Linked DNA regions of Homo sapiens: region 1 is linked to region 2. The links are chromatin contacts, found by Hi-C in ENCODE. All regions are on one chromosome and are shown on one strand. Each heading gives the region's core, a stretch centred on a gene start or an enhancer-like site at or near the end of the contact. The rest is flanking DNA. Distances are from core to core; before and after follow the strand shown. Region 1 overlaps LOC124904265 (a long non-coding RNA gene). Region 2 overlaps LOC105372018 (a long non-coding RNA gene).

Region 1 (2,700 bases), core at 25-2,524, 310 kb after region 2:
CACAAAGGCAAGGAGAAACATCAACGAACATGCAAAAGAGAACCAGCCAAAGTCACCGACAGAGGAAACCAAAGAAAATCTGGTTTCTATGTTTATTTTAGTTTTAATTTTTATTTTTTTGAGACAGAGTCTCGCTGTTACCCAGGCTGGAGTGCAGTGGTGTGATCATGATTTCTATGTTTAAGCTGAAAGAAGTATCAAGAAGCATCACTCAAACACATCACTCAAAGAACGATGGCTTGTCTTATTTAAAATTATATCACTCATAGAACTATGGCTTGTCTTATTTAAAATTACGATAATTTTATACTAACCATGGATTATATATGCAACAGCTACGGAGGACTTACTATGTACATAGTTCACAGGAGCTTATGTTCGAGCCTGTTATAAAAGCTACTGTCTCTTAAAAAAAAAACAAAAATGAGTGCTCAGTATATTTGTCTAAGTAGTGAACAAAAGGTTTAACCGTACAGTAATGGAAACATTCTGGTTTCCCAAAACCTCTTCCTAAAGCTGAAACATTTTTGTGGAAAGTTAAGGAAAAGACCCAGAACTCTATGAAGGGCTGCCTAAATGACTACCCACAAAAGTAGCTGGGGAGAAATACAAATTAGAATACATCCAAACTATTCGAAAGCTACTGTGGTGTGTGCTTGGGCTTGAGCCTGCTGCCTAGGTGTTCATTAAGTGTTCATAATATTTCTTATGTCCATAATCCAAGATTCCAGACCCACATCCCAACCAAGACTCAGACCCGCCATCTTATCTCATGCATATTAGTTGGTATATATTGATACTACTTGTAATAATTATCCTAGAAAGACACAAAAACCTTCTAATAAAAGGTTCTATATTCCTCTATCTACTTTGCTATCAGAATTTTGCTCTAAGATTTATAATGAATAGCCCCCATTTTCAAGTTGGAAAAACCAAGTACCCCCTGAAAGTACTTACTGAAACTGTCCCAAAGATCCATAATAGTAATAGGAAAAAATCTCAGCATGTCCTTCTCCCAACTGTTAGAGATACTCACCTCCTATTTAATGTGATAGGAGGTGTTCCTTCTACTTACAAAAAATTCGTATATATATTTAATTTTTTCTTAACTAAGTCTGAAAAGGAGAGACAACCTAGGCCATAAGTATGGAAAAGATGTATAGTTTCCCTCTCTCCTTTTTATGGGCGACTCCAAAGTGAAAGTCCAACCACTTAGGCGGATGAGCTTCAAGAAACTCTTCTCAGGACTGTGGAATGTGCACTGTGTCTACAGTCATCCATCCCTAAGCATATGTGGTTGTCACCCTCTAGTGGATGATCTATGATAATAGTTGGCAGCCTCCTGTGGGGCACAAGCACGATATTATCCAAGACTCACCTATCTTTAAGACGTAAATGACAGATAAGACTGCACCACAACTCTTCAGTCTTGGACACATATTTCCTAGGAAAATGGGTGCGCACGTGCTGTTTATTCAGTCTGCCATTCCCTGCTTCTTTTGAGTCTGTGTTTGTGTTTCCTACTGGTGTCTGGCATTTTCAAGAACAATACACATTTCCTTGAGGCAGACTTCTCCTACCATTGAGATAGTCCTAGGCAATTGATTCCCAGATATTGTTTGTATCCAGACTGGTCTTGAAAGCTTTCTCTATCTGCAGGTCTACTGGGTGTACCCAACTATTTAGCTGGTAACCAGGCACTTGCCAGTAGAATGCCAGTTCTGTGTTGAACAATTTGATCTACCTAGGAAAGTTGTGGACGATAAATATTGTTTCCATGTTTGCCGCTGTGTAAGGAGCCTAAACATAGATTCTTAGAGACTCTGATAGAATTTTTAGAGGTGGAAATGATAGGGTTTGCATTACCTTAAATTTTCAAGACTCAACACCAAGCATTAGATTGGAAAATAGAACTTTTTACAAAAGCCCTCTAAAATGAAGTCTGGCTTTGAATTCATTAGTATTACTAGATTCAAAATATAATCACATGATTTTCTTCTCTCCATTTTATTAGGTAACTGAAGATTTACATCTGTAAATCTGGATGGGAACTGAATTCCTACATCATAGACAGTTTCAAGGAGGGAAGGATTATGTGTTCAGGAAATACTCTGCATTCTCAAAACTCTACATTGTTGGTGCTTAGATTTGCTCTGTGAGAACCTACTGAAATAAACCTTTTCTCTGGAAGACAAGTACAGTTTCCCGAAGATCTGTTTATTTGCCAGCAGAGGAGTTGAATATTTGAAGCCAAGCCACCTTGGTTCTAAATCTGTGGTTAAATGGAAATCAGAGCACTGAGATATGCGGTGCCCCTCCCCACTCTTACTCATTTGAAAGATGAAGAAACTGAGGCTTGGCAAGGTTGAGTGGAGTTCACATAGCTAGCTAACCACAGAGCTGGCACCAAACAGGAGCCCAGCTCTCCAACTCCTAGGCCCTTGCCTCTCAGGTGGAATTTTCTTAGTGATTAGGAGAAAATCAGTTCCCTAGCCCTGTTCACAAGAGTTTATATTCTGTTTGGTTAAAAAGCATTTTTCTTGTTGTAAGAAATAAGTAACATAAAATTTACCATTTTAACTTTTTTTTTTTTCCCCATAGAGTCTCGCTCTGTCACCCAGGCTGGAATGATGCAGTGGCGAGCTCTCAACTCACTGCAACTTCCACCTCCTGGGTTCCAGCAATTCTCCTGCCTCAGCC
Region 2 (2,700 bases), core at 172-2,671:
TCACACATACACATGCAGAGTATTTTAAAAAACAGAAATGGTATCATACTTCTTTTGTGTGATATCTTTTTCATTTTATTTTTTTTTTGAGACGGAGTCTTGCTCTGTTACCCAGGCTGGAGTGCAGTGGTACAATCTTGGCTCATCAGAACCTCCATCTCCTGGGTTCAGGCGATTCTCCTGCCTCAGCCTCCCGAGTAGCTGGGACTACAGGTGCCCGCCACCATGCCCAGCTAATTTTTGTATTTTTAGTAGAGATGGGGTTTCGCCATGTTGGCCAGGCTGGTCTTGAACTCCTGACCTCAGGTGATCTGCCCGCCTTGGCCTCCCAAAGTGCTGGGATTACAGGCGTGAGCCACTGTGCCCGGCCTTCTTTTTCATTTTAAATATATGACTGATATCTGTTTATTTCTGAAGATACAGATCTACCTTAGTCTTTCAATTTTATTTTTTATTAATAAAAATTAATTTACTATTTTTTTTGAATAGATAATACACATATAAGGTGCAAAATTTAAAATTTTATACAGGGTATAAAAGGGTACACAGTGAGAAGAACGTCTTCATCTATCTCTGAACCCCCAGCCACCAATTGTTCCTTTCAGACACAGCCACTATTACCATTTATGCCGTTATCTTCTAGATAGTTTACGCATTTACAAACATATATTTTTAAAAATTTACCTACAAAAATGATAGCATGTTATCCATACTGTTCTCTCTCCAGCTTTTGTTTTTTACACAAAGTAGACCTCAGCTATTTTTCATATCCATATGTATACAGATGCCTTATCTTTTTAAACAGCCACATGGTGTTGTATTCCCTAACACAGATATACTGTAATTTATATGGTCTGTTCATGAGCAGTTTTATGGGATTGGAGGGTATCAGCTGCGTAAATTCCTAGAATACAGAGACTGTCTGCCTCCCTGTTCCTTCATCGTGTCTTAGTCCACCCATTCTCTCACTCATTGATTTATTTACTTATTTGATCAATTTCAGAGCCCGTTATGTGTTGCACATCATTCTAAGCTCTTGACCAATTTAAACTGAATCTTTTAAAACCATAGTATCCTTTCGCAAATAGACAAAGACGTGCTGAGCTAGATGAGAATGTTAAGCATCTTCCTATTTGCCATGTTTTACCTGGACCACCCATAAGCTACCCCAATCAGCAGGGAGGGTGTAAAACCTCCAAAGAGGAACACATTCGAATGTCTCTGAGCCCCTGGCTTAATCGTCCAGCTGTCCTCTGGGGGCTCTGCTGTGCGGTTCCACCCAAACCCCGTCCCTCTGCCTCGCCTGTGACTGAGTTTGGCAGTGGCTGGGAAGCCAGTGGATCGTGTGCCAAGTTCCAGATGAGTAGGAGAGAGGTCTCATCCCAGCCAGCCGGTAGGTAAGTATTAGTCACACAGGGGCACAAACAAGTCTCTAAAACCACATTTAGCCAGCTGTGGCCAGCAGTGTCCCATGCTTGGCTGCCTACAGACACCTCTGCGCTACATTAAGAAAGAGTTACCACTTGTTGCGGCAACAAAGCCAGCTGCTGGGAATTAGGTGGTAAAGATCAGAGGAAGAGGGGGTGGCTGCAGGAGCTGAAAGGGAAGGCCGAGCCACTCCCTGCACAAATAGTTCCTTGTGCCTCTCCTCCAAATGGGAGTTGGCACCAGAAAAGGAGTTGGTTAAAAGGAAGGCGACTCTCCACACCCTGGCCACTTCGTCAATGAAAAGAGAGACCCACTGATGAGGGATGATCCTGGAGATGGAAACGGGCCCCAGTGGGAGAGGCCAGGATGAAGTAGAAGGACCACTGCAGATATCAAAACGCCCTTGGCAGGGTGCGGGGGCTCGACACTGTAATCCCAGCACTTTGGGAGGCCAAGGATCACTTGAGCTCAGGAGTTTGGGACCAGCCTGGGCAACAGAGTGAGACCCTGTCTCTAGAGAAAAACAACATCAACAAAATGTCCTAGATTCTCTCCGCTTGCACGTGAGATGGAAGAGGATTTTCTAATTTCTTGGCTCCAGCACTCATCTCAAAAAACACTAGATCAGAAATACTGTGCTGTGTTTCTCCCCAAAACCCTGGGCTTCAAGGGTGAAAGATTTATGTCTACCAACCTGAAGAATAAGTCTTCCTTTTCTTGCTTTGGGTGTGACTTTTAATTTAAATATCAGAATACAATCTTTCTTTAATTTCCAGTCTTTAGAAGTGAATTACTGTACTCCCTACAAAAAGGTTGCAGGAAATACTCTCAGAGTGGATAAATATTTCCAGAGCATCAACAGGATAAAGGCTGTGCTTTCACCTTGAAAGGCTTGTCCACAATTCTCACATTTTTCATTTATCCACTTATTTATTGGTTTAATAATCCATCAAGGAAACATTTATTTAGTGCTTATTATGTGCCGGGCTGAGCTCTCTTTATGCCTTATCTAGCTTCATCTCACTATAATTCCTCTAGAATGAAAGCTGCATGAGAGTAGGGACTTTTTGCTTCTTTCGTTCATTGTTTGTCTTCAGTAACTAAAATTGTGCATGGCACATAAATATGTGTTTGAAAAATGAATTAGGTAAGTTATATTATTATGGACCTTTTACAGTTGATAAAACAGAGCCTTACATAGATTATTAAGAAGCTTGCTTAATTAGGAAAAATAGCTAATGCATGCTGGACTCAATACCTAGGTGATGGATT

The links. Hi-C counts contacts between places; a loop is a spot of excess contacts on that map. Pooled maps may share reads with other maps.
Region 1: a map of PC-3 shows a loop between it and region 2 (4-fold over the local background). The contact joins two enhancer-like sites. A Hi-C loop is called at or near these places in 17 of 168 maps with a recorded cell type or tissue (CD8-positive, alpha-beta T cell, GM12878, PC-3 and 5 more) and 12 of 50 pooled maps.

The regions. Positions count from the first base shown.
Region 1 is chr18:22,562,002-22,564,701 of GRCh38, forward strand. The region is part of intron 2 of LOC124904265 (a long non-coding RNA gene); the gene reads left to right. Among named protein-coding and RNA genes, the nearest start is that of CTAGE1, 150 kb to the left of the region's middle. Within about 2 kb of position 1,275, at least 5 of the 41 ENCODE cell types and tissues checked have a DNase peak (open chromatin) inside an H3K27ac peak, as active enhancers do.
Region 2 is chr18:22,249,335-22,252,034 of GRCh38, forward strand. All of the region lies in intron 1 of LOC105372018 (a long non-coding RNA gene), which reads right to left. Among named protein-coding and RNA genes, the nearest start is that of GATA6, 81 kb to the left of the region's middle. Within about 2 kb of position 1,422, at least 3 of the 41 ENCODE cell types and tissues checked have a DNase peak (open chromatin) inside an H3K27ac peak, as active enhancers do.